Linked DNA regions of Homo sapiens: regions 2 and 3 are each linked to region 1. The links are chromatin loops, found by intact Hi-C in ENCODE. Cell type or tissue: PC-3. All regions are shown on one strand. Links, peaks and the distances in the headings refer to the core of each region. The heading gives the core; the rest is flanking DNA.

Region 1 (10,867 bases), core at 1-8,000:
ACATTTTAAAACATTTAAAAAACTGGCTTACAGAAGGAACAGACCTCAACACAATAAAAGCCATACATGACAGACTTATAGCTAGAATTACACTGAATGGGGAAAAAACTGAAAGCCTTTCCTCTAAAATCTGGAACAAGAAAAGGATGTCTGCTTTTACCACTGTTAGTCAACATACTACTGAAATTCCTAGCTAGAGCAATCAGACAAAGGAAATAAATAAAGGGTATCCAAATTGGAAAAGAAGTCACATTATCTTTGTTTGCAGATAATACAATCTTATATTTGGAAAATTCTAAAGAGTCCACCAAAAAAACTGTTACAACTAAGAAATAAATTCAGTAAAGCTGCAAGATACAAAATCAACATACAAAAATTAGTAGCATCTCTATATGCCAACAGCATGCAATCTGGAAAATAAATCAAGAAAGTAATCTCATTTACAATAGCTACAAACTTAAATACCTAGAAATTAGCCTAACCAAGGAAGTGGAATATTTCTACAATTAAAACCATAAAACGCTGAAGCCAGAAATGAAAAAAGGACACAAAAAAATGGAAATATAGTCCATGTTCATGAATTGGGAGAATCAACATTTTTAAAATCTCCTAACTATACCCGAAGCAATCTACAGATTCAATGCAACCCCTACCACATTCTTCACACAATGTGGGTGATGAGATTATTCACAGAGTGAATAATCTATCAATGACACTCTTCACAAAAATATAAAAACAATTCTAAAATTTACATGAAATTACAAAAAACCCAGAATAGCCCAAGCCATCCTTTTTAAAAGAACAACACTGAAGGAATCACATTACCTGACTTCAAGCCATACTACAGCGGTATAGTAACCAAAACAGCATGGTATTGGCATAAAAACAGACACACAGACAAATTGAACAGAATAAAAAACCCAGGAATAAATTCATACATCTACAGTGTATTTTTTGACATAGGTGCCAAGAGCATACATTAGAAAAAGGACAGTGTCTTCAATAAATGGTGCTGGGAAAACTGGATATCCATATGCAGAAGAATGAAACTAGACATCCATCTCCTGCCACACACAAAAATCAAATAAAAATGGATTAAAGACTTAAATCTAGAACCTCAAACTATGAAACTGCTAAAAGAAAGCATTGGGGAAAACTCCAGGTCATTGGTCTGGGCAAAGAGTTCTTGAGTAATACCCACAAGCACAGGCAACCAAAGCCAAAATGGATAAAAGAGATCACATCAAGTTAAGAAGCTTTTGCACTGCAATGGAAACAAACAAGGTGAATTGACTCTCCTTAGAATGGGAGAAAATATTTGCAAACTACCTATCTGAGAAGGGACTAATAACCAGAATAAATAAGAAATTCAAACAACTCAATAGGAAAAAAAAAAATCTAATACTGTGATAAAAAAATTGGGCAAAAGATTTGAATAGACATTTTTCAAAAGAAAACATACAAAGGGCAATCAGGTATATGAAAATGTGCTCAACACCATTAATCATCAGAGAAATGCACATCAAGACTACAATAATATATCATCTCACCAGTTAAAATGCTTTCTATACAAATGACAGGCAATAACAAATGCCAGCAAGGATGTGGAGAAAAGGGAATCCTTGTACACTGTTGCTGGGAATGTCAACTAGTACAACCACTATGGAGAATAGTTTGGAGGTTCTTCAAAAAGTAAAAATATAGCTGCCATGTGGTTCTGCAATCCCATTGCTAGGTATATCCCCAAAGAAACGAAATCAGTATATCTAAGAGATATCTGCACTTCTATGTTTCTTGCAGCATCATTTACAATAGCCAAGATTTGGAAGCAAACTTTGTGTCCATCAACAGATGAATGGATAAAGAAAATGTGGTACATATACACAAAGGAGTACTATTTATTCATGAAAAAGGATGAGATTCTTCATTTGCAACAACATGAATGATACTGGAAGTCATTATGTTAAGTGAAATAAGCCAGGTATAGGAAGACAAATTTCACATGTTCTCACTTATTTGTGGGAGCTAAACATTAAAACAATTGAGCTCATGAAGATAGAGAGTATAAAGATGGTTACCAGAGGCTTGGAAGAGTAGTAGGGGTTGTGGGGGAAAAGTGGGAATGCCTTAATGAGTACAAAAGATAGAAAGAACGAATAAGAACTACTATTTGATATTACAACAGGTTGACTATGGTCAATAACTTCATTGTACATTTAAAAATAATTAAGATTATTATTGGATTTTTTGTCACACAAAAAAATTAATGCTTGAGGGAACATATACCCCATTTACCCTGATGTGATTATTACATGTTGTATGCCTATATCAAAATATCTTAGGTACTCCATAAATATATACACCTACTATGTACCCACAGAAATTAAAAATAAATTTTTTAAAAAATATAAAGAATAAAGACAATTTAAGAAAAAGAAAAAAATACAGTGTAACTTAATTTTTTTCCAATTATGAGTGATGTTGATCACTTCTTTATATTTAAGAGCCATTATTATTATTATTGTGTGACTATTCTATTTATATTTGTGCCCATTTTTGTGTTGGAATTTTTGCCTTTTTACAAACATTATACAAATCTAAAAAAGTGTATATTACAAAATATACTGGGCAGCTATGCAATATAAAATATACAAAATATACTACTATACTAGTATACAAAATATACTATGCAACTATATAAAATAATATAAAATATACTAGAGATTGAAGCCAAAATAAAAAAGTCTCCCAGCAAAGAAAAGCCAGAGACCCCATGGTTTCATGGCAGAATTTAAATCTTTATTTAAAGAAGAAATAATACCAATTCTACTCAAGCTATTCCAAAAAATGGAGGAGTAGAAAATACTTCCAAACTCATTCTCTCAGCCAGTATTACCCCGATACCAAAAACAAAGACACATCAAAAAAAGAAAACTACAAGCCATTATCCCTTATGAACACTGATGCAAAAACTCTCAAAAACATACTAAAAAAATTAAATTCAACAACCTGTTTAAAAAGATCATCATGACCAAGTGGGATTTATCTCAGGGATAGAAGGGTGATTCAACACAAACAAATCAATCACTGCTTTCATGCTACAACAGCGGAGCTTAATTTTTTGCGACAGAGACCACGTGGCCTGTAAGTCCCAAAATATTTGCTAACGGCCAGGCGTGGTGGCTCACGCCTGTAATCCCAGCACTTTGGGAGGCCGAGGCAGGAGGATCACGAGGTCAGGATATCCAGACCATCCTGGCTAACGCGGTGAAAACCCGTCTCTACTAAAAATACAAAAAAATTAGCCGGCCTAGTGGCAGACGCCTGTAGTCCCAGCTACTCAGGAGGCTGAGGCAGGAGAATGACGTGAACCCGGGAGGCGGAGCTTGCAGTAAGCCGAGATTGCGCCACTGCACTCCAGCCTGGGCGACAGAGCAAGACTCCGTCTCAAAACAAAACAAAACAAAACAAAAAAATTTGCTAACTAGTGTTTTCCAGCAAAAATTAAAAACTACTGTTCTACATCATACCAACCATAGCCAAACTTCAGGAGTTCCAGTGAGGAGTTCATTCTTCAACAGCTGTCTGATGTTTTACATTGCTAAAGTTACACAATTCAGTTTTCATCCTCAGTGATATCAAAGAAAGCAACTGGATATTTAAAGTGCTGATTTAAATAGTGATATTTATGTCTGTGTACAGAAATTAGCATTTAAAAATCATATCTTTCTATTGAATCATAAGCTTCTTTATTGGATTTAAAAAAAAAAAAACGTAAACTGATTTTTATTGAACATACCAGAGTGCATTTATATTTCTGGGCCTGGCTTTCCCAGTGAGCAAAGAGAACAAGTTGAACACCAGGGTCACTCCCCGTATTGACATGTTTAAAAGAGCATTAAACTAAGAAAGACTATTAACAAATGACTTGGAAGGTTATTAGAATTTTTATCCTCTATAATAAAAGTCGATCTTCTCAAGTGTTTATTTTGAGATTCAATTTCAAAGGGTTTTATATAAATAATCTAGAAAGCCGGTTCGTTTCTTGCTGGAAACATTATTGTTATCACTAGAGGGAGCTGGTTTTACATAAAATTAATGTATGTAGGCCTGTATCTAGAAAAAGACAGAAAAGCACTTTGTGGTTCATGTTAAGAAAAAGAACAAAATCCTTTTCAAAATATTTTTTCTGCTAATAAATTGTACTTGTCAAGGAATTATAAACTGAAAGTTTGCTTCAAAATACTGTAATCTCTGTTCCCAAGAGAATTTTTGATACTCTAAATGTGATAGTGGAATAAACATTCTATGGGGGTATCACTTAATTTTCATATAGTAGTATTGATGTCTGTAGTCTTTTCATTGTTCTTTAAATTTATCCTACTTTAATTTTCTTTAAATTTATCCTACTTTAATTTTCTTTAAAATGGAATTTTGTCATTGTATAGTTTGAACAATATGCTAAGCAGAGTTGCAGAGTACAGAATAAGATTTTGGCTAAATTGTCTATCTATTTAATATAAAAGATATAAACATTCTGGTGTTACTTTGAAATGCCTGATTTTCAGTGAGTGCTAAAATGAAAAGAACCATTAAGTATTTGCTTTAACTTAAATACTTTCTTACATGTAAGTACTATTGTATTGATAACTGTCTCAAATTTATGTAAGTAAATTTACATAAATGTACGTAGGTCACATGCAGAGTAAACTTACGTAAGAACCAGATATTCAGCCAATAGCCAATAGCTTTGGCTAACTGGGAACTTACTAAATTCACTGTGTTTCCTTGAGACTTTTTATTTGGAACTCTAACTACTAAGTTTTAAAATAGGGCTAATTCATCTCTCTACGCTTTCTCTGATGCATGGATATCAATGCTTATAAATTATTTATAAATCTCCTTTCAAGTTGAGCAAACCTCTAATTTCAAAACAGGATTGAAATTGATAGAACATGTTTGACCAGGTGAATGGAGTTTTAATCGGTAAATTATTTCAGACAGTGAGGAACCGGCCTTTGTTAACTCATTGACCCATTTAAACCTCTGCCCACCACACACACACAAATTCTTCTTGCCAAATTCAATGATCTACATCAATTTTTAAAAAATTCAGATTATGCCCTTGCTTGATAGCATTTTTATGCTACTAAACGAAAAGATGTTTGGCATTTCTTTTATGTCATAACTTTTCACCTTTAGTCAAGTTTTTAAATTCATAATCTTGAGTAAATATCTGTGTAGCTGTTCTTGAATCAACCAAAGAAAAATAAAAATATTACTGTCTAAGTTAACGAATGTTCATTAGTTGCTCATTAATTATAATTGGACCTACCAATAATGAAGTAGAAAAAAGGGTAAGGATTTGATTTAAAAGACAGTTGTTTTTCTTTCAAAGAAAGAACCAACTGGAAAACAAAACAAATCTGACGATGGCTTTTGTTTCTTACCTATTCTGGTCTCAGTAACCAGTGGTAAACAATGAGGTTTGTTGTTGTGTCTGCTAAGAAGAATATGAACAGATATTACAAGCCACAGTAAATTGTTCAGTGGGTTTTCTCTGTAGAACTTGTTGATTTGAATCATAATGGGGTTTCAAGCAACTTGATAAACCTTTGTCAAGATTTTTAAGTGGAAGAAAAAAAATGATGAAATGTACAACTTGTAGAATTTGTTTTTCCTAGTGTGGTCCCAAATGGCGCCATCCTTTCACTCTCCCAGTGTGCTCTAATGAAGAAGGGACATAGAGGTCATTGAGGTCAACGGCGAATCAGCAAGAGCTGACAAGATGTGATTCTTGGCACTTAGAATGGCTAAATGCCACCAACCCCTCCAGACTATTTTCCAAATATTTTGCATTTTACAAAGACCAAAGACTTTGACCAAACTGTTTCTCTCTCCACTCCATTTTTAGCTCTAAATTTATACTTATAAAGCAAACTCAAACCAGGACTTCTGAATAACACGTTGTTAAGCAGTTTGAAGTGGTATGGAACCTATCCTCAAATTATGTGTAGGCCTCTCAGCCCTTAGAACTGGAAGCTGGGAAGTTGATCACTATTTTCACCTTCTAGTTGGGAGACAGTGAGGTTAAGGAGACCCAACCAAGTTAAATTCAGGCTTTTTTTTAACTTGTTGTCCCTGAATGGAGTTTTGGAGGTCTTTGAAATCTTAGAAATGCTATGTAAATTTTTATGTTATGTATATGTGTGGATATTGCTGGTATATAATGTTCATGATTTTACCAGAGTCTCAAAGGGTCCACAAAAACTTAATATGTTGAAAGCAATTAAAAAAAAACAAAAAAATTATCTTCTGGAAAATGTAAGCTTCTCCACTTAATCTTCACAGCAATTCTGTAGATTGGCTGTTACAGCCAATGGTTAATACAGATTCTAGAAACAGGCTGCCAAGATTCCAATTTCAGTTCTGCCACTTATTAGCTGTATGAACTGACTTTTTGTACCTCAGTTTCCTCATATGCAAAATGAAATAATAGTAGTACCTATTCCATAGGGTTATTATGAGGAATAAATGAGGTAATATTTGTAAAGTACCTATTCCTTGCTGCAAGATAAATGGTGAGTGTATATGTGTGTGTGTGTGTGTGTGTGTGTGTGTCAAAAACACTAAATATTAATCCCCAGGGTTTAGACGATGAAACTATGTTAAGAGATTTGCCTAAAATCACATTGCTTGTAAGAGGAAGAAATAGGTCTAAAATTCAGAGGGGTTGTTTTGTTTTCTTTTGTTTCCATTTAAATCCTGCTAATCATTGGCCCTAATCAGTTCTGTGTGTGTGGTCTCTTAGCTTCCATTTCCTCTCTATTCCACCACCCCACCCTGCCCAATGTTGTCCTTTTTTTTTTTTTTTAGAGATGGAGTCTTGCTCTGTTGCCCAGGCTGGAGTGCAGTGGCATGATCTCAGCTCACTGCAACCTCCGCCTCCCAGGTTCTAGCAATTCTCCTGCCTCAGCCTCCCAAGTAGCTGGGACTATAGGCACCCGCTGCCATGCCCAGCTATTTTTTGTATTTCAGTAGAGATGGGGTTTCACCGTGTTGCCCAGGCTGGTCTTGAACTCGTGAGCTCAGGCAATCCACCCACCTCAGCCGCCCAAAGTGCTAGGATTACAGGCGTGAGCCACCATGCCTGGCCCCAATGTTGTACTTTTAAAATCATTTTATATGCATCTTCCACCGCACTTTGCTCTCAAAACTTCAAAATCTCCCCGTTATCTGGTTTGAATCAAACTTTAATTTAAAACAAGGAATTGTTGGAGCACTAATCTATGAGAGGTGGTGAATTACTAATGCCGTATTAAAATAAAATTTATTTACCCAAACTGCTCTCCTAGAGAGTAATTTAAAATGAGATAGAGAGAAGTTCACCCACTCCTTCCCTCCTACTGCATGTGCAGTCACACACACACACACAAACACACATACACACATACACACACACAGACACACACACACACCCCTCAGACAAACTCAAATCGAATTGCTCCGGCTAATTTTAGTGCTTTTCTTTTGGTAAAAAGAGTATCTAAATTTGCGGCAAATTCAATTGTTCTGGACAAGAGAGGAGAGATTGATCCCTATCACCTAATATATAGGGCTTCTTTGTCCCTTCTCTACAGAGCAGTTAAGCTGCAAGACCCTGAAATTATTGACCAAATACTAAAAGAACAAATATTTGAAGGGGCACCAATTATTAACCTACCCAACATGACCAGCTTAGAATCCTTCCTGAGTACCCTCAAGTTTTCATCTAGCCCCGATTCAGATCACAGGTTATAAAACCTTTACTATACAATTCTGTCTCACTTGGAGTACCTCATTACCTGGAATAGAAGTCATGTCAGTGGCTGGGCGCAGTGGCTCATGCCTGTAATCCCACCATTTTGGGAGGCCAAGGTGGGTGGATCACAAGGTCAGGAGTTCAAGACCAGCCTGACCAATGTGGTGAAACCCCTTCTCTACTAAAGATACAAAAATTAGCGGGGTGTGGTGGCGTGTGCCTGTAATCCCAGCTACTGGGGAGGCTGAGGCAGGAGAATCATTTGAACCCTGGAGGTGGAGGTTGCAGTGAGCCGTAATCACACCACTGCATTCCAGGCTGGGTGACAGGGCGAGACTGTCTCAAAAAAAAAAAAAAAAAAAAAAAAAAGCAAGTCATGTCAGCATTTCAGTCCATTAGGTTCTTTATGTCTCCTAGTCCTCATTCTTCCTCATCCAAGTTATCACAAATGAGGAGAATGGGTTTCTTTTCTATGACTACCAAATGCATTACGTAGTAGTGGAAATTCCATTGGTAAAATCATCACCAATAAATGTAGTTTCAAATCCTGTTTCCTCACTTGTTTGCCACAATACCTAGAGAAATTTAAATAGATTTCACTGAGCTTCATTGTCTTCTTCATCTATCAAACTGCAAAATAGCATCTGTTTCAAGGGTTGATATAAGGGTAAAATAAAATACCATACAAAAAATATCTTGGCATAGAGCAGCTGCTCAATAAATGCTAATTTGTTTCATTACATTGTAGCTAAAGATTTATTGTATAAATATAATTTGTTATATTCTTGAGTGTTTTACAGTTTGCAGAGAGAGCCTTTACATACATCATTGCATTTGCTCCTCATGATGAGTCTGTGAAACAAAAACTATGATCATTATCCTACCAATACAGAAATGGTGTATGATAATGATGAAATGGTTTGCCCTCCAACTACAGTTTCAGAGCTGGGACTGAAAAACATATCATTTTAAAAATTTTGTCAATATTTAAGTTTATTTTTCATTCATTATCAGTGTCTCTTTTTTGTTTGTTTACTTTTAAAATATTTTAAAATTAGCTTTAATTATAAGAAGTATTAATATATACATTATCATGGTTAAGAAAAATCTACAAAATAAATGTATATATAGGTCATCCCCTTTCTAAGACTCTCCAAAGAGGCTTCTTTTATTTTTAAAAATAATTTCAACTTTTAGTTTCAATGGGTACATGTGCAAGTTTGTAACATGGGAGTATTTCATGATGCTGAGGTTCGGGATACAGAGGATCCTGTCACCAGGTATGGAGCATAGTACCCAACAGGTAGTTTTTCAGACCTTGCTCCCTTCCCTCTTCTACCACCTCTAGTAGTCCCCAGTGTTTATTGCTCCCATGTTTATTTCCATGTGTGTTCAATGTTTAGCTTCCACTTATAAGTGAGAACATGCGGTATTTGGTTTTGTTTCTGTGTTAATTCACTTAGAATAATGGCTGCCAGCTGCATCCATGTTGTCACAAAGGATATAATTTCATTTTTTATGGCTGTGTAGTATTCCATGGTGTATATGTACCACCCTTTCTTTATCCAATCCACCACTGATGGGCACCTAGGATGATTTCTGCTAGTGCACGTGTCTTTCTAGTAGTATGATTTATTTCCTTTAAATATATATAATAATCTCATTATTATATATAATCTCTCTCTCTCTCGCTCTCTCTCTCTCTCTCTCTCTCTCTCTCTCTCTCTCTCTCTCTATATATATATATATATATATATATATATATATATATATATATAAAATAATGAGATTGCTAGGTCAAATGGTAATTCTAAGTTCTTTGAGAAATCTCCAAACTGCTTTTTACAGGGACTGAACTAATTTACATTCCAACCAACAGTGTATAAACATTTCCTTTTTTCGGCAACCCAGCTAGCGTCTGTTATTTTTTGACTTTTTAATAATAGCCATTCTGACTGCTGTGAGGCAGTATCTCGTTGTGGCTTTTATTTGCATTTCTCTGATGATTAGTGATGATAAGCATTTTTTATATATTTGTTGGTTGCTTGTATATCTTCTTTTGAGAAATGTCCATGTTCTTTGCCCATTTTTTTAATGAGGTTATTTGTTTTCTGGTTGTTGATGTACGTTTCTTATAGATTACGGACATTAGACCTTTCTCAGATGCATAGTTTGCAAATAATTTCTCCCATTCTGTGTGTTGTCTGTTTACTCTGTTGATAGTTTCTTTTGCCATGCAAAAGCTTTTTAGTTTAATCAGTTCCCATTTGTCAATTTTTGGTTTTGTTGCAATTACTTTTGAGGACTTGATTTAAAATAGTTTCCCATTCTCTATACTATATTAACACTTGAGAAAGTTTTACTGGATTAAACAGTGTTTTTGTTGTTGTTGTTTTCTTTCTTCTGTTTGTTTGTTTCTTGAGACAGAATCTCACTCTGTTGCCCAGGCTGGAGTGCAGTGGCACAATCTTGGCTCACTGCTACCCCTGTCTCCCAGGTCCGAGCGATTCTTATGCCTCAGTCTCCTCAGTAGCTGGGATTGCAGGCGTGCATGACCACACTTGGCTAATTTCTGTATTTTTAATAGAGATTGGGTTTCACCATGGTGGCCAGGCTTGTCTCAAACTCCTGACCTTAGGTGATCTCAAGTGGGAGGCCTGCCTAAACAGTGATTTTAAACCTAGTTTTGCCCTAAGTCACTCAACACCTGCAATTCTTAGTTTCCTCATCTGTTAAATAAAAAGGCAGAACTAGACCACATTTTAGTCCCATTCCAGATTTTAAACTGTTGGCTATAGAGTTCTAATATGAAACTAAAACTAAATAAAAACTTTCCCCATTTCCATGGCATCTGAAATACTAGGGCTGAATCATTTTTTTCACTTAGTATTAAAAAAACTCATGGATGATTCTTTCTTAATCATAGGTTATTTCCTAAATTGTGTTTCCGTAAGTATAACTGAGTGAACCTCAAATAATAGTGTGAGAACGTGTGACAGTGTGATATAATGATATCAAAAAGATTCATGAAGTTTTCCCAAATGTTTTGCTTTCTATTACCTTAAA
Region 2 (10,977 bases), core at 1,136-9,135, 150 kb after region 1:
AGTCTCCTTCCTGGGGCACAAATTAACTTTATAGCACCCACTTTATAGCATAGGCCATGATTCCTGCCTGTGATTTAAAAAGCTAGGAGAGTAATAAAAATATTTTTAATGGGAGGGAAATACAGTACATTCACTTGTAATTTTAAAAATGAAGTAAGCTGAGAAAAGATACCAACACATAAGAATGCAAATAAGAAACCAGAATAAGAATAGACAAGATGAAGCAAAACCAAATTTATAAAAGAGAATTAGACTGCATAAAAAGGCAAAAATCAATAAAAGCAATTGTATAAATTAGTAGGAAAAACAAAATAGGTTTTGAATGATTAAAGATTTAAATAAACTAATAATATTGTAATGATATAATCAATACTTTAATAGAATAGAGATTAGGAGAATGTAAACCAAATGGGGTGTGTGTGTGTGTGTGTGTGTGTGTGTGCTGTGTTCACTGTGTTAAGATGATGACACAAATTCAAAAGAATCAGAGTTGTATGAAACCAAATATAGTTCTCAAAATTAAAAAGCCACAAAGTTCAGCATTCTATCTCTTTTTTGCCTTTCTGGGCATGATGTTGCTTCATGGGTCCTGTAGACTGATAGCTAGGTAGAGCTGGGTGGCTGACGGAGGAATCCAGGTTTTTCCTCTGTGCCTCCCAGAAGAGTCTCCTGTCACTGTCCCAACCTCTGAGAGACACCTGTATCAGGAGAAGTACCCTGCTCAGTGAATATGGGACCAAGAATTCCACTGCTTCAGCCACACCCAGCAGGGACAATCACACTGTGAGGTGTGACGAATTTTACATCTTTTTGGCAACAGCAGAAGCCAGTCATTACAGTGATAAAGAAATTCATTTTTCAAATTCCATTTCAACTAATTTGAACAAACTTAATATTTTCTGCCTGTTCATAGTGAAGGCTGTATTTTTTCCCTCAAATAATGTGGACACAAAGCCTTTTGAAAATGTTTAGCTGTCATTTATTAATTTTTTTAATGGTCAAATACTTTAAATGTTCAAAGCTGAGTTAGATATGGTTCTTTCAAGTGCACCTTGGAAGTGGAAATTAACATCCACTTCCAAGTAGCTCAATTTTATAATAAATAGAAAAATATAAATGTCATTGATAATAGCTCTAATGCACAATTTTGTGTTAATTTTTAATTTTATTGTAAAATTAACTGCACTTTTATATTCTTCATCTTGACAATGTCTTATTACATTGTGACTCTAATCCTAGATTATTGTTTTGATTTAACGTTTTCTGTTATCATTTTGAATGCTGCTTATTTCTAAGTAAATGAATATAAGGAGAACATTAATTTCCAAAGCACTAATTATATATCACTGTCTTAATGTGTTTTCTTTATCAGACACCTCAACATTCCTTGCACATCTGAGACATCTCACCTTAAACTGCCTATCTAGATAGCTCTCAGTCTTCCACAGTGTCTGGAGTGTAATCAGTCACTAGGGAGGATGGCTTCCTACCTTCTCATTTTCTTCTAGATATTGCAATGTTACCAAGCCTTCCTTTAAAAATATTGCAAAGTTTGGTTTGGAAGAAAGTTGTATCACTTTTGGCTATTACTGGAAAAGTTTGTCATCACCTCAGTAATATTCTTCCTGGTTATTTCATATCTTGGCATTGGTATGCCCTTCAAAAAACATAGTTAAGTAATGGAATTGAACTCTCCCCAGAAATTCCTTAAGAACGCATTTTTGTTCTGAAAACTCTTTCCCTTAGATTTTATCCTCTGTTCAAGGCCTATTCTTGCAAATATTCTGTCAGAGAATGCACAGAAAATGTTTTTCATGGCACAAATGTATTTAAGGACATTCACTGGCGTGACAAAGATATTTAAGAGTCTCACAGAGATCCTAATAGGATGACCCTGTAGAAATTACTGGAGTACACAGTGTTGGAGAAAATTACAGTCAGTCTATCAACAGAATTTATTGGATGTTAGGCCATGAACTAAGTGCTGATCTTATTCAGACATGAGAGAAGGTAGAATCACGTAACAGTCACTCACAAGGAATACTTTGGCGGAAAACACAAATTTTTTGTATGGGAGTCAGATTTCCATAACTTGAATTTTTTCTGAACTTGTAAGATAAAATAAGTTCTGTGATATTTAAAGAGTCTCTCTAGCAACTCCTGGCATTGAAAGATTCTAAGATGTATTCTAGTACTTCCACAGAAACCACTCTTTCCTAACAAAACTATAATCTTTTAACTAAATGTCTTGGAACAGAGAATGACTATGCAAGATACAAGTCAAATTACAGGGAAAGAAAAAGTGCATTAAGGAAAACAAAATTAAATTTGAAATTATATAATAATCATTTACATAGCATTTACTGTGGGTTAGCCACTGTTCTCAGCACTTCACATATTTTAACATATTTAATTCTTCCAAGAAGTTCATGAGCTGGATTGTAATACAAATCTCATTTTTATATGCAGAAAGCCAAACACACACATCAGCTTAAAGTCGCAAAGAATAATGATTCAAACCTTGAGAGTCTGGTTCCAGAGCTCTGCATATAAGCATTACATTACACTATCTCTTAATGCCCCTGATGGTGTTTCTACATGTTTAAGAGCACAATATTACAGTCTGATATCTCCAAGTATAACTAAAACAAGTCATTTATTGAATCAACATTGATTGACTAGACATATCAATGAGAATAGATAAAATCAATAAACAGTAGTGGGATGAAGAAAACCACAAGACAGCAAGCACTCATCATGTACTATCAAAACAAAAATAGCAATTAAATTCAAAATGCATTTAAAACTTATTATTAAAAAGTAAACACTTAAACAGAGCCAGAAAAAAACACCCAAGCAAAATATTAAAATGTAATTCTTAGAGGAATAATATCAGTGGGGGGAATAAAACTGGCTTTAGCTTTCTGATGAAGGCCTTGGAAGTCAGCGTCATTATGCTGCATGGAAAAATAATTACTGAAGATGCTAACCAATTTGACTTGGGTCTACAACACAGAGATTCAGCATCAGCCAATCATTGCAAAGATATGTCTGTTCTAGCAAAGGTATAATTTTGTAGCAGATAAAATGCATTTTAATAATAAGCTGTATTGTATTAGTTAGACATGATACCAATATAATAATTCTTATGTTTACTCACTGTATCCCTAAGACTGTTAAAATCACTGCTGTCAGTTTCAACTGCAAAGCTGTCATAACTTTCTTTTATTCATATAGAATGAGGTATTTCCACCAACAGTGTAAAAGCATTCCTATTTCTCCACATCCTCTCCAACATCTGTTGTTCCTAACTTTTTAATGATCACCATTCTAACTGGCATAAGATGGTATCTCATTGTGGTTTTGATTTGCATTTTTCTAGTGACCAGTGGTGATGAGCTTTTTTTCATATGTTTGTTGGCTGCATTTATGCACTTATCTTCTTTTGAGAAATGTCTGCTCATATCCTTTGCCCACTTTTTGATGGGGTTGGTTTTTTTTCTTGTAAATTTGTTTAAGTATTTTGTAGATTCTGGATATTAGCCCTTTGTCAGATGGATAGATTGCAAAAATTTTCTCCCATTCTGTAAGTGGCAAGTTCACTTCTTTTGCAGGGCAGAAGTTCTGTTGTTTAATTAGATCCCATTTGTCAATTTTGGCTTTTGTTGCCATCGCTTTTGGTGTTTTAGTCATGAAGTCTTTGCCCATGCCTATGTCCTGAATGGTATTGTCTAGGTTTTCTTCTAGGGTTTTTATGTTCTTAGGTCTTACATTTAAGTCTTTAATAGTTCAACCATTGTGGAAGACAATGTGGCAATTCCTCAAGGATCTACAACCAGAAATACCATTTGACCCAGCAATCCCATTACTGGGTATATACCCAAAGGATTGTAAATCATTCTTGTGTAAAGTCACATACACACATATGTTTATTGTGGCACTATCCACAATAGTGAAGATTTGGAAACAACCCAAATGCCCATCAATGATAGACTGGATAAAGAAAATGTGGCACATATACACTGTGGAATACTATGCAGCCATAAAAAATGAGGAGTTCATGTCCTTGCAGGGACATGGATGAAGCTGGAAACCATCATTCTCAGCAAACTAACACAGGAACAGAAAACCAAACACCACATGTTCTCATTCATAAGTGGGAGTTGAACAATGAGAACACATAGACACAGGGAGGGGAACATCACACACCAGGGCCTATTGGGGGGGGTAGGGGGCTAAGGGAGGGGTAGCATTAGGAGAAATACCTAATGTAGATCATGTACCTAATGTAGATGATGGGTTAATGGGTGCAGCAAACCACTATGGCACGTGTATACCTGTGTAACAAACCTGCACTTTCTGCACCTGTACACCAGAATTTAAAGTATTTAAAAAAAAGGTATTTCACTAGGCATTGGCTTAATCTGAATGTAAAAATCATATATTTTTAAAAATCAACACATGAATAAGCTATTTCACTACGTTGGAGATTATCCCTCTTATAATCAATATAAAAGGGAGTTGCTTTGACATCATGAATCCAAAGCTCCTAGAAAAATGCTTGACATGCACAGTAGGTGTTCAACCAATATTTCTTGCATGAATAAGTAAATAAAAGCATCTGGCCAATAAGCAGAAAAGCAGACAGAATGTGTTTCCCTTAAATATGATAACAGAAACGTGAGTTACTCTACCTCTTATTAAAGTGGAATAAAAATAGAAGAGACTTCTGGTTTCTGGTGCAGCATATAAGGAACTTAGAAGTCACCACTGTGTCTTAAAAAAAGCAAGTAAAGAACTAAACAAACTGAAAAATGAACAACTCTTCTTAGATCTGTCAGAGAAGCAAGATCACAAGGCAAGCCACTCCTCCCAAATTGAAGATATAGGTAGATTCAGAAAATAACAACTAACTGAAGCAAAAGTCTCTTCAGAAACTAGCACTGAGGTAAGAAACATAACTAACAAATTACTGAAGAATCAGTGTGCACAAGGCTGAAAGCTGAAAACTCCAAGGATACCTAGTTGTAGGGAACCCCTCATACTTCTGGGCGTTTCACCTCCAGGAGCTCTACCAGGTCAGCACCATGAATATTGGAGAAAAAACCCTTCCTGCTTCCAGCAGGGGGAGATAAAAAGTAACCACTTTGAAATACACCAAAGCATTCTGTTTTTCTCAGAGCCTAACCTACTAGGATGTAATCAGAGCCTAACAAGCCCAAAGGAAGGGAACACTTAACTCGAGGTGGTTCTAGCCTTCCATGTGGGAAAAGGAAATACCCAGCTCCAACTCCCTCTAAATCTCCTGTTTAATATTAATGTGGGAGGAAACCTGAGAAGCACTTCTGAAGCTCACCAGTGGCACAGACTCACTAAAAGATGGAGATTTGCTGATGAGACTCTTGAAGGCCTTTTCTGCCCCCACACCTTACACCATAATACTAAAGGCCTATTTAATGCAGTTTATTTTACTCGATATATTATGTCTACCTCTCAACAAAAATTTACAAGGCATACTAAAAGGCAAAAATCACAGTGTGAAGCAATCAAATAAGCATCAGAACCAGAGTCAAATATAACAGTAATGCTAGACTTCTAAATTCAAGATTTTAAAAAAATCTATGATCCAAATAGTAAGGGCTTTAATAAAGTAAGTAGATAACATGCAAGAAAGGATAAAAAATGTAAGCAGAGAGAGAAATTCTAAGAGAGGCAAAATAGAAGCAATAGAAATTTCTACAAACTGAAAACAGAGAAGAAAAAGACTGACAAAAAGCTAGAAAAGAATATTTAAGCACTGTGGGACAAGTGCAAGAGGTACAAATATGAATAACTGGAATATTAGAGAAGAAGAAGCAAAGGAGCAGGATATTTAAAACAATAATGATTGTGAATTTCAAATTAATGTCAGACACCAAATTACAGAAATAGGAAGCTTATAGAACACCAAGAAAGACACATCCACCCCCCAAAAAACCCTAGTTCTATCATATTCAAACTTCAGAAAATTAAAGATAGAGAAAGAAGGTAGAGGGAAAATAAACACTTTACCCATAGAGGAGCAAACAATTAGATGAAACTTCTCCCCAAGAACCATGCAAACAAGCAGAGAGTAGAATAAAATATTCAAGGCCGGGCGCGGTGGCTCACGCCTGTAATCCCAGCACTTTGGGAGGCTGAGGCGGGCGGATCACTAGGTCAGTAGATCAAGACCATCCTGGCTAACACGGTGAAACCCCGTCTCTACTAAAAATACAAAAAATTAGCCAGGCGAGGTGGCGGGCGCCTGTAGTCCCAGCTACTCGGGAGGCTGAGGCAGGAGAATGGCGTGAACCCGGGGGGCGGAGTCTGCAGTGAGCTGAGATCGCGCCACTGCACTCCAGCCTGGGCGACAGCGAGACTCCGTCTCAAAAAAAATAATAAAATAAAATATTCAAACAATATTTTAGCTATTTTAGATATAACAGTATTTAAAGTGTTGAGAGAAAAAAAATACAAACCTAGAATTTCGTGCCCTGTGAAATTATCCTTGAAAGGAAAGAGAAATAAAGGCTTTCTCAGTTGAACAAAAATTGAGAGAATTGGTTGGCAGAACTGCCTTGCAATTAATAAAAAAAGAAATGTATCAGAAAGAAGGAAAATGATATAGTTTCAGAAACTACGTAAAGGAAGAATGTCAGAGAATGAGTAACTAAAGGTAAAACAAAAACTTCTATTTTTCTTATTCTTGATGTAATAGATAAGAGTTTGTTCAAAATAATAATGGCAGCAAAGTATTTAATTATGCATACTTAGGTGAATATATATACATAAGCATATACATGTAAATATGCATAAGCTTATGAATAAGTGAAACAAATGACAGCAATAACACATAAGACAGGAGGAAAGAATTATGACTATTTTGTTTTTATACAGTAGTCACACTACTCCTTAAATGGCATTGTGTCATTTGAAAGTGGACTTAGATTGGTTGTAAATGTATATTACAAACTCTAAAACAAGCACTAAAGAAATAAAATTTTTAAAAGACCTATACTTGATAACTAAGAAAACATAAAAAGTAGAATCATTTAAAATGCTCAATTAAAAGCACAAGAGGCAAAAAAATAAAAAAAGTACAGTAGACAAATATAGGAAGATAGAACAATGGCAATAAATACAAAACACTAACAAATAGGATAAATATAAATCCAACTATATCAATGATCACTTTAAATTTCAGTGGCCTAAATACACCAATTAAAAGACAATGATTGGCCAGGTGCTGTGGCTTACGCCTGTAATCCCAACACTTTGGGAGGCCAAGAAGGGTAGATTACCTGAGGTCAGGAATTCAAGACCAGCCTGGACAACATAGTGAAACCTCGTCTCTACTAAAATACAAAAATTAGCCGGGCATGGTGGCATGCTCCTGCAATCCCAGCTACTCTGGAAGCTGAGGCAGGGGAATTGCTTGAGCCCGGGAGACGGAGATTGCAGTGAGCCAAGATCGCGCCACTGTACTCCAGCCTGAGCAACAGAGTGAGACTCCATCTCCAAAAAAAAAAAAAAAAGACAACAATTGTCAGTCAGAGTGAATGGAACAACACGATCCAACTGTGTGTTGTCCACAACTTTAAGCATTAAAACATGTATAAATTAAAAGTAAATGGAAGGTGAAAAACATACCACGCTACTACTAATCAATAGAAAACATAGCTATTATGTTTTAATTTATCAAGCTATATTAATATATTTTATTAATTTTAGACAGCACAGACTTCAAGCAAAGTTATAAGGGACAAAATGAGCATTATATAATGATAAAAGGGTCCATGCTTCTAGGAGGTATAACAATCCTTAAGGTATATACATCTAACTAAAGAGTGTCAAACTATGTGAAGCAAAACTGATAGAACTGAAAGAAGAAATAAATGTGTTATTATACTTGGAGACAATAACATTCTTTATTAATTTAATTTAATAATATTATTAATTTAATTTAATAACATTATTAATTTAATTAACAGAACTCTTAGGTAGAAAATCAGTAAGGAAGGACCTATTTGACCTCAACAGCATCATCAATCAATCAACATCTGTAGATAACTTCATCCAACAATAGCAGATTATGTATTTTCCTAAAGTTCACATGGAATATTCAGTAACATACACCACTATCTGGGTCATGGAAAGCACCTTAAGAAATTTTAAACAATACAACTGTAAATTGTCGTCTGCCCTGAGACCACAATGAAATTAAAGTAGAAAACAATAACAGAAAGATAGCTGGGAAATACATGCAGAATCCCATGTATTTACCAAAATACATACAGATTTTAAAAACCTTCCAAATAAAACAGCAATCAAAGAAGTAATCTAAAAAGAAGTGAAAAAATATTTTGAACTAAATTAAAATGATAATACAGTTTACCAAAATTTGTGGGATAGAGTGAAAGCTGTGCTTGCAGGGAAATTTACAGCACTGAATGCATATAATAGAAAAGAAGAAACATCTAAAAATCAATAATCTAAAAAGAGACAAAAGCGGACATTATATAATGATAGTGGAGTCAATTTAGTAAGAGGATACAACAGTTGTAAATACATAAACACCCCACACTGCAGCATCCAGATATATAAAGCAAATATTATTAGAACTAAACAGAGAGATGGGCCCCAATAAAATAATAGCTGGGAGCTCCAACACACCACTTACAGCATTTAACAAATCATCAAGACAGAAAATCAACAAGGCAACACTGAACTTAATCTGCATTCTAGACCAAATGGACCTAAATAGATATTAAGAGAATATTTCATTCAGTGGTGGAGAATAAACATTCTTCTCCTCAGTACCTAGATCATTCTGAAAGATAGGCCATATGTTAGGTCACAAAACAAGTCTTGAAATATTCAAAAAAATTGAAATCATATCAAATATCTTCTCTGAACACAATGGAATAAAACTGGAAATCAACAAAAAGGGGAACTTCGGAAACTATATGAACACATGGAAATTAAAGAATATGATCTTTAATGACTAGTGGTTCAATAAAGAAATTAAGATGAAAGTTTAAAAACTTCTTGAAACAGATAGAAATAGAAACACAACATAATAACACTCATGGAATACAGCAAAAGCAGGACTAAGAGGAAAGCTTATAACAAAAGTGGCTATGTCAAAAAAGTAGAAAAATTTTAAATAAACAACCTAAAGATGGATCTTACAGAAGTAAAAAAGAGCAAACCAAACCCCAAATTAGTAGAAGCAAAGAAATAATAAAGATCAGAGCAGAAATAAATGAAATTAAAATAAAAAAGTACAAAGGATCAATGAAATAAAAAGTTGATTATTTGAAAAGATAAAATTGACAATATTTAGCCAGAATAATTAAAAAAAAGATAAGACCCAAATACATAAAATTAGAGATAGAAAAAGAGACATCACAACTGAAACCACAGAAATTCCAAGGATCGTTAGAGGCTACTATGAGCAACTACATACCCAATAAATTGGAAAACTTAAGAGAAATTGATAAATTCCTAGACACATACAACCTATCAAGATTGAACCATGAAGAAATCCAAAACCTTAACAGACCAATAACAAGTAATGAGATTGAAGCCATAATAAAAAGTCTCTCAGCAAAGAAAACCCAGGCCCTCATGGCTTCACTGCTGAATTTTGCCAAACACTTAAAGAAAAACCAATACCAATCCTACTCAAACTATTCTGAAAAGTAGAGGAAGAGAAATACTTCCAAACTCATTCTACGAGGCCAGTAATATAAAAAAACAGACAAAGGTACATCAAAAAAAGAAAACTACAGGCTAATATCTCTAATGAACACTGATGCAAAAATCCCCAACAAAATACTAAAAAAGTGAATTTAACAACACATTAAAAAGGTCATTCATCCTGATCAAGTGGGATTTATTTCAGAAATGCAAGGGTGATTCAAAATATGCAAATCAATCAATGTGATGCATTATGTGAACAGAACAAAGGACAAAACCAATATGATCATTTCAATTGATGCTGAAAAAACATTTGATAAAATTTAACATCACTCCATGATGAAAACCCTCAAAAAGTTGAGTATAGAAGGAACATACCTCAACACAGTAAAAGCTACATATAACACACCCACAGCTAGAATCATACTGAATGAGGAAAAATTGAAAATCTTTTCTCTAAGATCTGGAAGAAGACAAGGATGCTAACTTTCACCATTGTTATTTTAGATAGTACTGCGGTCCTAGACAGAGCAATCAGACAAAAGAGCAAAATAAAGGGCAACCAAATTGGAATAGAAAAAGTCAGTTTCCAGATGATATAATCTTGTATTTGGAAAATCCTAGACTCCACCAAAAGCTATTAAAACTGATTTTTTTAAAAGTCAGTAAAGTGTGGAAACACACAAAAATCAGTAGCATTTCTGTATGCCAACAGGAAACAATCTGAAAAAGAAATTAAAAAGTAATTCCATGTACAATAGCTACAGATAAAATTAAATACCTAGGAATTAATTTCACCAAAGAATTGAAAGATCTCTAAAATGGAAACTATAAAACATTGAAGCAAGAAATTGAACAGGACACAAAAAAATGTAAAGATACTTTACGTTCATGCATTGGAAGAATCAATATTGCTAAACGTTCATACTATCTAAAGCAATCTACAGATTCAATGCAATCTCTATCAAAATGCCAATTGCATTCTTCAGAGGAAAGAAAAATCCTAAAACTTATATGGAACCACAAAAGACCCAGAATAGACAAGGGCATCCTGAGCAAAAATAACAAACCAAAAGGAGTGGCATTACCTGACTTTAAACTATACTACAGAGATATAGTAACTAGAACAGCATGGTACTGGCATAAAAACAGACACATAGACCAAAGGAACAGAATAGAGAACACAGAAATAAATCCATACCTCTGCAGTAAATTCATTTCAACAAATGTCAATAATATACATTGGGGAAAACA
Region 3 (10,977 bases), core at 1,151-9,150, 200 kb after region 1:
CTGGCACAAGATGGGGATGCCCTCTCTCATCACTCCTATTCAACATAGTGTTGGAAGTTCTGGCCAGGGCAATCAGGTAGGAGAAAGAAATAAAGGCCATTCAATTAGGAAAAGAGGAAGTCAAATTGTCTCTGTCTGCAGATGACATGATTGTATATTTAGAAAACCCCATCGTCTCAGCCCAAAATCTCCTTAAGCTGACAAGCAACTTCAGCAAAGTCTCAGGATAAAAAATGAATGTGCAAAAATCACAAGAATTTCTATACCCCAATAACCAACAAACAGAGAGCCAAATCAGGAGTAAACTCCCATTCACAATTGCTCCAAAGAGAATAAAATACCTAGGAATCCAACTTACAAGGGGTGTGAAGGAACTCTTCAAGGAGAACTACAAACCACTGCTGAATGAAATAAAAGAAGACACAAACAAATGGAAGAACATTCCATGCTTATGGATGGGAAGAATCAATATTGTGAAAATGGCCATACTGCTCAAGGTAATTTATAGATTCAATGACATCCCCATCAAGCTACAAATGACTTTCTTCACAGACTTGGAAAAAACTATTTTAAAGTTCATATGGAACCAAAAAGAGCCCACATTGCCAAGTCAATCCTAAGCAAAAAGAACAAAGCTGGAGGCAACACGCTACCTGACTTCAAACTATACTACAAGGCTACAGTAACCAAAACAGCATGGTAGTGGTACCAAGACATATATATAGATCAATGGAACAGAACAGACACCTCAGAAATAATACCACACATCTACAACTATCTGATCTTTGACAAACCTGACAAAAACAAGAAATGGGGAAAGGATTCCCTATTTAATAAATGGTGCTGGGAAAACTGGCTAGCCATATGTAGAAAGCTGAAAGTGGATCACTTCCTTACACCTTATACAAAAATTAATTCAAGATGGATTAAAGACTTAAATGTTAGACATAAAACCACAAAAACCCTAGAAGAAAACCTAGGCAATACCATTCAGGACATAGGCATGAACAAGGACTTCATGACTAAAACACCAAAAGCAATGGCAACAAAAGCCAAAATTGACAAATGGGATCTAATTAAACTAAAGAGCTTCTGCACAGCAAAAGAAACTACCATCACAGTGAACAGGCAACCTACAGAATGGCAGAAAATTTTTGCAATCCACCCATCTGACAAAGGGCTAATATCTAGAATCTACAAAGAACTTAAAAACAAATTTATAAGAAAAAAAACAAAAAACCCCATCAACAAGTGGGTGAAGGATATGAACAGACACTTCTCAAAAGAAGGCATTTATTCAGTGAACAGACACATGAAAAAATGCTCCTTATCACTGGTCATTAGATAAATGCAAATAAAAACCACAAGGAGATACCGTCTCACACCAGTTAGAATGGCGATCATTAAAAAGTCAGGAAACAACAGATGCTAGAGAGGATGTGGAAAAATAGGAACGCTTTTACACTGTTGGTGGGCATGTAAACTAGTTCAACCATTGTGGAAGACAGTGTGACGATTCCTCAAGGATCTAGAGCTAGAAATACCATTTGACCCAGTGATCCCATTACTGGGTATATATCCAAAGGATTATAAATCATGCTGCTATAAAGACACATGCACACATATGTTTATTGTGACACTGTTCACAATAGCAAAGATTTGGAACCAACCCAAATGTCCATCAATGATAGACTGGATTAAGAAAATGTGGCACATATACACCGTGGAATATTATGCAGCCATAAAAAATGATGAGTTCATGTCCTTTGTAGGGACATGGATGAAGCTGGAAACCATCATTCTGAGCAAACTATCACAAGGACAGAAAACCAAAGACTGCGTGTTCTCACTCATAGGTGGGAATTGAACAATGAGAACACTTGGACACAGGATGGGGAACATCACACACTGGGGCCTTTTGTGGGGTGAGGGACAGCGGGGAGGGACAGCATTGGGAGAAATACCTAATGTAAATGATGGGTTGATGGGTGCAGTGGGCCAGCCTGGCACATGTATACCTATGTAACGAGCCTGCACGTTGCGCACATGTACCCTAGAACTTATAGTGTAATATAAATAAATAAATAAATAAATAAATAAATAAAGTGAAGCAAAAAAAAGAAAAGAAAACCCTAAAGACTCTACAAAAAAAACCCCCAGCAACTTAGAACCAATAAGCACATTAAATAAAGTTGCAAGGTATAAAATTAATATACAAAAATCAGTAGCATTTTTGTACACAAACAATGAACTAGCTGAAAAAGAGGTCAAGAAGGCAATCCCACTTGCAATACCTACAGAAAAATAAAATACCTAGGAATATATTTAACAAATGAGATGAAGGACATATACAAGGATAACTATGAGACAATGATGAAAGAAATTAAAGAGGATACAAACAAATGGAAAGACATCCCATGCTCATGGATCAGAGGAATCAATATTGTTGAAATGACAATACTACCCAAAGCAATCTACAGATTTAATGTAATCTCTATCAAAATGTCAATGACATTCTTCACAGGAATAGAAAAATTTCTAAAATTTGTATAGAACCACAAAAGATCTCAAAGAGCCAAAGCAATCCTGACCAAAGAGAACAAAGCTGGAGATATCACACTACCAGATCTGAAGTATACTACAAAGCTATAGTAACCAAAACAGCATGGTACTGGCATAAAAACAGGCACATAGACCAATGGAACAAAATAGAGAACCCAGAAATTAATCCATATATCTACAATCAATTGATATTTGATAAAGGTCCCAAAAACACCTACTGGGGAATAGTCAGTCTCTTCAATAAATGGTGCTAAGAAATGGATATTTATAGGCAGAAAAACTAGAACCACAACTCTCATCCTATTAAAAAAACAACTCAAATGGCCCAAAGATCTAAATGTAAGACCTGAAACAAAAAAACTACTAGAAGAAAACACACTAGAAATGACTCAGAACATCAGTCTAGAAAATGTTTTGGGAAGAAGTCCTCAAAAGCATAGGCAACAAAAACAAAATTAAACAAATGGAATTATGTCAAACTAAAAAGCTTCTATACAGCAAAACAAACAATCAACAAAGTAAAAAGGCAATCTACAGAATGGGAGAAAATATTTGCAAACTACTCATCTGACAAAGGATTCATATCCAGAACATACAATGAGCTCCAACATTGCAACACCAAGAAAAGCAAACAATATGATTTTTAAATGGGCAAGTGATCTGAATAGATATTTCTCAAAATAAAACAAACAAATGGTCAACAAATATATTTTAAAATGCTTAACATCACCAGTCATCAGGGAAATGCAAATCAAAACCTCAATGAGGTATTATTTCACCCCAGTTAGAATGGCTATTATCAAAACAACAAAAAAATTTTAAAATGCTGGTGAGGATGCAGCGAATAGGGAACTCTTAAAACACTGTTTGTGGGAATATAAGCTAGTACAATCACTATGGCGAGCAGGATAAAAGTTCCTCAAAAATGACCAATAGAACTACCATATGATCCAGCAATCCCAGGGCTGGGCATTTATCCAAAGGAAAGGAAATAATTATAACATAATGGTTGGGGATCCACCGGCTCATCTTGCAACTGCCAAAAATATGATTTATAAGTCCCTATTAAATATTTCTCTCTGAGAAAAAAATAATTATATCAGAGAGACATCTAAACTCCCATGTTATGGCGGCACTATTCGTAATAGCCGAGATTAGAAATCAACATAGGTGTCCAGTAACAGACGAATGGATAAAGAAAATGTGGTATGTATACACAATGGAATACTATTCAGACATAGAAATTAATGAAATTCTGTTATTCTTTACAACATGGATAAAGTGGGAGGACATTATGTTAAATGAAGTTAATTGAAATATTACTATGTACCCCATGAATAGGTACAGTTTTAATTTGTCAATTTAAAACAAAATTTTAAAAACTTGTAAGAAATGAGAATGTCCAATGTCCAGAGAGCTCTTTCTCTGAAGACTTTAAAGAAAAAATATTATATTTTGAGAAAAAATAATATATTCCCTTTTCTTCCTTAAAGTATAAGAATATAAGAGATTATTACTCACATACTTCCTACAACAAGGATGACAAATTTAAAGCTCCTAAGCCCTAGGCCATCATGGCTATTCTGTCACCACTGAGCCAAAATAGAGCCCCAGAATGTTTTTCAGTTGAGCATTTCCAGCCATTTAACCTGTCAATAAGAGATATAGGAACTATTTCATTTTATTTATATACCCACCTTTCCCAGAATTAAAAAAAAAAAAGAAGTCTTGTGCTTCATAAAAGGTGTCTATTGAAACAAAACTAAACTCAAACCATAAAGAAACGAATAACATATCCTGAAGAAATTTCCTCTTTCTCAGAATTAAAAAGGCTTCAACCTTGAATTTTCAAAATAAACTCATCTCAGAGCTGCCACTGTGGTTAGTGAAAACTATTAAGCTACAGACTTCGTACTGATGTCACTCCTTCTCTATTCACTACGTGTGACCCATAGCCCTACCCTGTTTCTCTTCTGCTCTCTGCTTTCATAGGTCTCTGTTGGGTCACTTAGCTCAAGCTAAATGGAAAGAGTAGAAAAAGAGGCTTTCTTTAGCCTTCCTGTCAATATGCAGGCATATAACCTCACTGGAATCAGAAAACCTACAGATTATCACACTCCAACTGTCACAAATGACATCAGAACTGAGTTCATGTGAATACCAATTCTAACAGCATTTTTTAAAAATCAGGGCATGCTTTGTGCCCTCAGTAGAAAATGTTAGAAAAAGCACCTGTTGTTACCCCAATCCCTATCCCCATTTTACTTTCACCTTCTCTAGGTGAAAGCACATGTCAGGCATCAAGATCAAAGTCACACTGATAGAGAGCTAACAGAAATAAAAAGACTGAAGGAGGAAGAAAGGATGTTTATTAAATTGGGGGTCAAAAAAGGAGATAAATAGTATTATCTCCCCTCCTGTTTCAAGAAGAGGTAAAACAGGCTGGAATTTGAGAAACTTTTATTAGGTAAAAGGAAAGGATTTTGAAAACCAAAAAAAAAAAAAAAAGTTGATGATGGGGGCAGAATTTCTCGATTGTACTTTTTTAGGTATAGAGTTTTAGATGATGGGCATTTGTCTAAGACATTTTCAAGATTTCAGGAGACTTTATAAACCTGTGGAAGTGGATAGAAAGGTAGGAAGGCAGGTTAGGTGTGCTTTCAAATATACCAAAGAAGACCAAGATTGAGCTTCTAGACTACTGGCTAAAGAATCAGTGGGGGCCTTCAGATGATCTTCTTACTTGTCCAAACAAATTTACCATTAGGAGAAAAGGCAGATTTCTGAAGAATTACTTTGCAGAAATAAAGATATTATCAGGCAAGAAAAGCTACATTATGCTGCAGTGACAAAATCTTATTGACTTAAAGTAATCAAGTCTTGTTTCTTGTTCAATCTATACATTCACCTACTCTGCTCATAATCATTCAGGGAACACTCACCATCTCAAACATTAAAAATTAGAGAGAAAAGAATTATGAAGGTTCTTGCCTTGGCTATTAAATGATTTCCCTGGAAATATCATGTGCTACTTTTGCTCATAACTTATTATTCAGAACCAATCACAGGGCCTCACTCAGACACAATGAGGATGAAAAGTATGATACCATGTGCCTAGAACAGGAGACAGGGGATACATTTAAGAGTACAGCGCTAATAACTACCTCAAGAGGGCATCCTCCTGTTTCTCAAGAACCTAAGCAAGTATAATGGAGTCTCAGAGTCAGAAGAAGAACATTTATAACATGTCTTCTGCTTGTAAGTATGCATATAAAACAGAAGTGGCATAGAGCATAAATAAACTCTAAGCTACCTGATTCCCCCACTTCTGGCATGCAAGATAAGGTTTATAAATACTTGGAGCATCTAGGAAATTGATTCCTCGATATACGATTGATTGATTGATAGCTAGATAGCTAGCTAGAAATGAAGGAGGCTAGACTAAGGGTTAAGAGAAAATTATTTTTCCTTCTTCTATAGATAGATATAGCAAAAATATAATAGAATTTCATTAATTAGGGCTGGAATGGGAGAAATCCACACTGATTTAGTCAAAGGTATATATTATGAAATATATTAAAATTAATTTAATGTTATTTTAAGGAAATGATATTATTGTCAATATTACAAAATATTTAAGAGAAAATATTACACACAAAACCTCAAACAATCAGATTTAGTTCATATATATTGACTTAAATAATAAGGAATGCAATACATACCAAAAATTTGGCATACGTAGTCACAGACTTATAGACCCATTGATGTCTCTACTACCAAGTTATTGGTTTCATGGCCATCCAACTTTCCTTTGGACTAAAAAAGGATTCAGTTAGCTCGCCATAACATTTTATGATAAATTCATGGTTAAACTATACTTTTAAAAGATAACTACTAATTTTAGTTTGAAAACTAATGCACACTTTATCTAAGGTCATAAAAGACACATTGGTCATTGTTATTTATTCTTGCTTTACTCAGGTTTTTGTTGTTTTCTATTGTGAGAGTGATCAATTAAGATTGCAGAAAAAACTCTGAATAATATTACCAAAAAGGGAATATATTGAGAGGATCACAGCCAGTACAGGTGAAAAAGCCTACAATAGGCTTAAAAAAAAATAACACAAACTGGGGAATCAGAAATTAGACTATTATACAGGAGTGAATTGGCTACCACAGGATAAGGGCACACCTATCATTGTTTAGGGTTTTGCATCATTCTCCAAGAGTCTGCATCCTAGAGCAGATGCTATTTAACGTACCTAAAGTTGTGTTTCCATCCCCTTGGTTAGAAAAAGTCAAGATACTTTGATTGACAGGCTTCTTAATCTTGCACACAGTGAAGAGATAATTTCCCAAAAAGGATATGGGATTTTTTCCCAGATCAAGGGAAAACAGCGTAATGAATACTCAATAAAATAGGAAATATCTACTATACTAGAATCTGCTCCTAACAACTTTAAAATTCAACAACATTCTTTTTAGGGGCATATACAAACTTCCTCATATGGTTTGTAGTGGAAACTGAATGATAAAGGACCTTTTATGTCAGGAGTTTGGAATTCTGCCAAGCAGGTTATGAGGTCCTACTGCAGTGATATGATTTGTGTTTGTGTGTTTATTTGCTTAACTACTAATGGAAATGTGTGAAGTGGGTTACAGGAGTAAACCCAAGTATTAATAGAAAGACTAGTTAGGCAGCTGGCAAAAATTTAGTCAAAGCAAAGTTATAGGAACCAAATGTAAGAAAATGTCAGTAGAGCTAGAAAAAAGGGATCTGTATTAATTAGCATTTTGTATACAAAAAAAACCCACAAAACTTACAGATTTAAAACAACTACCACTTATTTAGCTGATTGGTCCTCAACCAGTGAAGTGGGGAAGTGGGTGGGACATTTGGCAATGTCTAAAGACATTTTTGGTTGTCACAGTGGGGGTGAGGATGCTGTGGTCATCTAGTTATTAGAAGCCAGGCATGCTGCTAAACATTTTATGATGCACAGGAAAGTACCACTCCTCCCCAAGAATTATTCAGTCCAAAATGTCAATATTACCAAGGTTGAGAAACCCTGATTTAGCTTAAGAGTCTGCAGGCCATCAGTATGGTTTGGGCTTCATTGGAATTCTGCTGATCTGGGCCAGGCTCACCTGATCTCAACTTGCTGATTCATACATCTCTGGTCGACTATTAATAGCTGGTCAGGTGGGAGCTGGCTAAGCTAAAGGGCTCAGCTGGAACAGCTCCTTTTTGATCCCTTTGGTTTCTCATCCTCTGGAAGAATGATCAGGCATTGTTCATACAGTGAAGGCTACAAGAGATCAAGAAGAAATATGCAAGGCCTCTTGAGATCCAGCCTCAGAATGCACACTGTTGTGTGTCAGTCTCATTCTCTGAGCCAAAGCATGTCACCAAGCCAGCCCAGAATTAAAGAATGGAAAAATAGACTGTATCTCTTGATGAAATGGCTATCAAAAAAAGTGATCATTTTTATAATCTACCAAAGAGAGAATTTTGAAATAGCTAGAATATAGAATCAAAAATAGTTGGTGGCTGCTGGTAAAAGGAGAAAGATAGTGAAATTAAAATTATACTGACCAGAGATCCATGATTAATTGAATCCTGTTTTTGGGACTTACCTCTCCACATGGTTCCCAGAAAAAAATATAGACACAGAAAAAAAAGCAAAGTAAAATTGACCCATTTTTTTTCTATCTGAAGAATTTGACTCAAAAACCAATAGAGATGTGTATTAGTCCATTCCCACACTGCTATAAAGAGCTACCTGAGACAGGGTAATTTATGAAGAAAAGAAGATTAATTGACTCAATGTTCCACAGCCTGTACAGTAGGCATGGGTACGGAGGCCTCAGGAAACTTATGATTATGGTGGAAGGTGAAGGGGAAGCAAGCATGTCTTACATGATGGGAGCAGGAGAGAGAGACAGCAAAGGGGGAAGTGCTACACAGTTTTAAACAACCAGATCTCATGAGAACTTATTATCACAAGAACAGCAAGGGGGATGTTTGCCCCCATGAGCCAATCACTTCCCACCAGGTCCTTTCCCCAACACTGGGGATTACAATTCAACTACATGAGATTTGGGTGGGGACATAGAGTCAAACCATATCATTCTGCTCCTGGCCCCTCCCAAATCTCATGTCCTTTTCACATTTCAAAACACAATCATGCCTTCTCAACAGTCCCCCAAAGTCATATCTCATTCCAGCATTAACTCAAAAGTCCAAGTCCAAAGTCTCATCTGAGACAAGGCAAGTCCCTTCTGCCTATGAGCCTGTAAAATCAAAAAGAAGTTAGTTACTTCCGAGATACAATGTGCATACATGCATAGGGTAAATGCCGCCATTCCAAAAGGGAGAAATAGGCCAAAACAAAGATGCTATAGGTCCCATGCAAGTCTGAAACCCAGCAGGACAGTCATAAAATCTTAAAGTTCCAAAATTATCTCCTTTGACTCATTGTCTCACATCCAGGCCACAGTGATGCAAAGGGTGGGCTCCCAAGGCCTTGTGCATCTCTGCTTCATTGACTCTGCAGGGTATAGCCTTCATGGCTGCTTTCACAGGCTGGCATTGAGTGACTGCAGTTTTTCCAGGTGCACAGCACAAGCTGTCAGTGGATCTACTATCCTGGGGTCTAGAGGATGGCAGCTTTCTCAAAGCTCCACTAGGCAGTGCCTCAGTGGGGACTCTGTGTGGGGGCTCCAACCCCACATTTCCCCTCCACACTGCCCTGGTAGAGGTTCTCCATAAGGGCTCCACCCTTGCAGCAGATTTCTGCCTGGTCATCCAGGCATTTTCATACATCTTCTGAAATCTAGGCAGAGGCTCCCAAAGCTCAATTTTTGTCTTCTGCACAGCCGCAGGCCCAACACCACATAGAAGCTGCCAAGGCTTGGGGTTTGCACCCTCTGAAGCAACAGTCCAAGCTGTACCTTGGCCCCTTTTAGCTACGGCTGGAGCTGAAGCAGCCACAATGCAGGGCGCCATGTCCAGAGCCTGCCCAGAGCAGCGAGACCCTGAGCCTGGCCCATGAAACCATTTTTTTTTTTTTTGCCTCCTAGGCCTCCAGGGCTGTGATGGCAGAGGCTACCATGAAGGTCTCTGAAATGTCTTGAGGCATTTTCCCCATTTTTTTGGCTATTAACATTCTGTTCTTCTTTACTTGAATCCACCCCCGGAAAATGGGTTTTCTTTCCTCCCAAATGGTCAGGTTGCAAATTTTTCAAACTTTCCCTCATCTTCTTGTCTTCTTCTGAGCCTTCCAAACTGTTTCAACCTCTGCCCATTACCCAGTTCCAAAGTTGCTTCCACATTTTCAGGTATCTTTCTAGCAATGCCTCACTTCTCTGGTACCAGTTTTCAGTGTTCATCTGCTCTCACGCTGCTATAAAGAACTACTTGAGACTGGGTAATTTATGAAGAAAAGAGGTTTAATTGACTCACAGTTCTGCAGGCTGTACAGGAAGCATGGCTTGGAGGTCTCAGGAAACTTACAATCATGGCAGAAGGTGAAAGGGAAGCAAGCATGTCTTACTATGACCAGAGCAGGAGAGAGAGAGTGAAGGGGGAAGTGCTACATACTTTTAAACAACCAGATCTTGTGAAAACTCATTCACTATCACAAGAACAGTAAGGAGGAAATCTGCCCCCATGATCCAATCACTTCCCACCAGGTCCCTCCTCCAACATTGGGAATTAAAATTCGACATGAGATTTGGGTGGGGCACAGTGCCAAACCATATCAAGAGGTCTTATGAATTATCTGTTTTCAAAAGAAGTTTCTTTTGCTAGGCAAATTCAATCTTAAAAATCGACAAGAAAAGCAGAATGAAAGATCTGTCTAGTCCACCCAAAAATACAAATCTTTCTTCAAAATGCAGAAAGTTCACACCTATGGGATGGGATGGGAGAAGGGAGGAAAAGAAGGAAAGAGAAGAAAGAGGAAAGGCATGGGAGTGTAAAGGAGAGGACAGAAGATGAGACAAATGAATGCTGTATGGGGGATCTTCCAGGGAGCCTACAGTCCTGAGGGAAGAATGCATCCTCGAAAGACTTTACCGCTGTACACTGGCCTCACAAGGCCAATGCTAAATATATGCTCCTGAACCTAAGCAACTTTTGGCAATATTTCTCCTACAAGGGAGTACACAAGGGAATGCTCTTCAACTTTCCTTTGGGAGGAAAATGTGGGGAGAAGGAAACTATTTGGCTTCAGCTTCCATCTCCTCATCAGCTGTGAAACATTAGATATGAGAGATGAAAAAAGGGAAAAGGTAAAGAATGACTCCCAAGTCACATATTGGGGACTTGGGAATTCAGAGTTTTATTTGGACTGGATGCAGACATTTGGGTATACCAATTTCAGCACCAACTTCAGCATAGTTGATAGCTGA

Evidence for each region. Peaks named below come from ENCODE experiments on the same cell type or tissue, not always from the same donor. Only the 100,000 strongest peaks of a DNase experiment are listed, where the experiment ranks them.
Region 2: it touches region 1 in a loop (12-fold over the local background); 2 of 110 quality-filtered maps call a loop at or near these places.
Region 3: a loop joins it to region 1, with 4 times the contacts of the local background. A loop is called at or near these places in 4 of 110 quality-filtered maps.

The regions. Positions count from the first base shown.
Region 1 is chr3:154,754,401-154,765,267 of GRCh38, forward strand. No RefSeq gene overlaps it. Among named protein-coding and RNA genes, the nearest start is that of MME, 320 kb to the right of the region's middle. In PC-3, for the core only: a CTCF peak has its summit at 4,058 (motif pointing right); no DNase peak of the experiment used is centred there; H3K4me3 peaks cover 890 bases.
Region 2 is chr3:154,899,409-154,910,385 of GRCh38, forward strand. All of the region lies in intron 4 of LOC105374171 (a long non-coding RNA gene), which reads right to left. Among named protein-coding and RNA genes, the nearest start is that of MME, 180 kb to the right of the region's middle. In PC-3, for the core only: a CTCF peak has its summit at 5,134 (motif pointing right); no DNase peak of the experiment used is centred there.
Region 3 is chr3:154,949,229-154,960,205 of GRCh38, forward strand. It overlaps LOC105374171 (a long non-coding RNA gene), which reads right to left. Exons shown (of 5, transcript XR_001740568.2): 2 at 7,711-7,871; 3 at 6,285-6,378. Among named protein-coding and RNA genes, the nearest start is that of MME, 130 kb to the right of the region's middle. In PC-3, for the core only: a CTCF peak has its summit at 5,724 (motif pointing right); no DNase peak of the experiment used is centred there.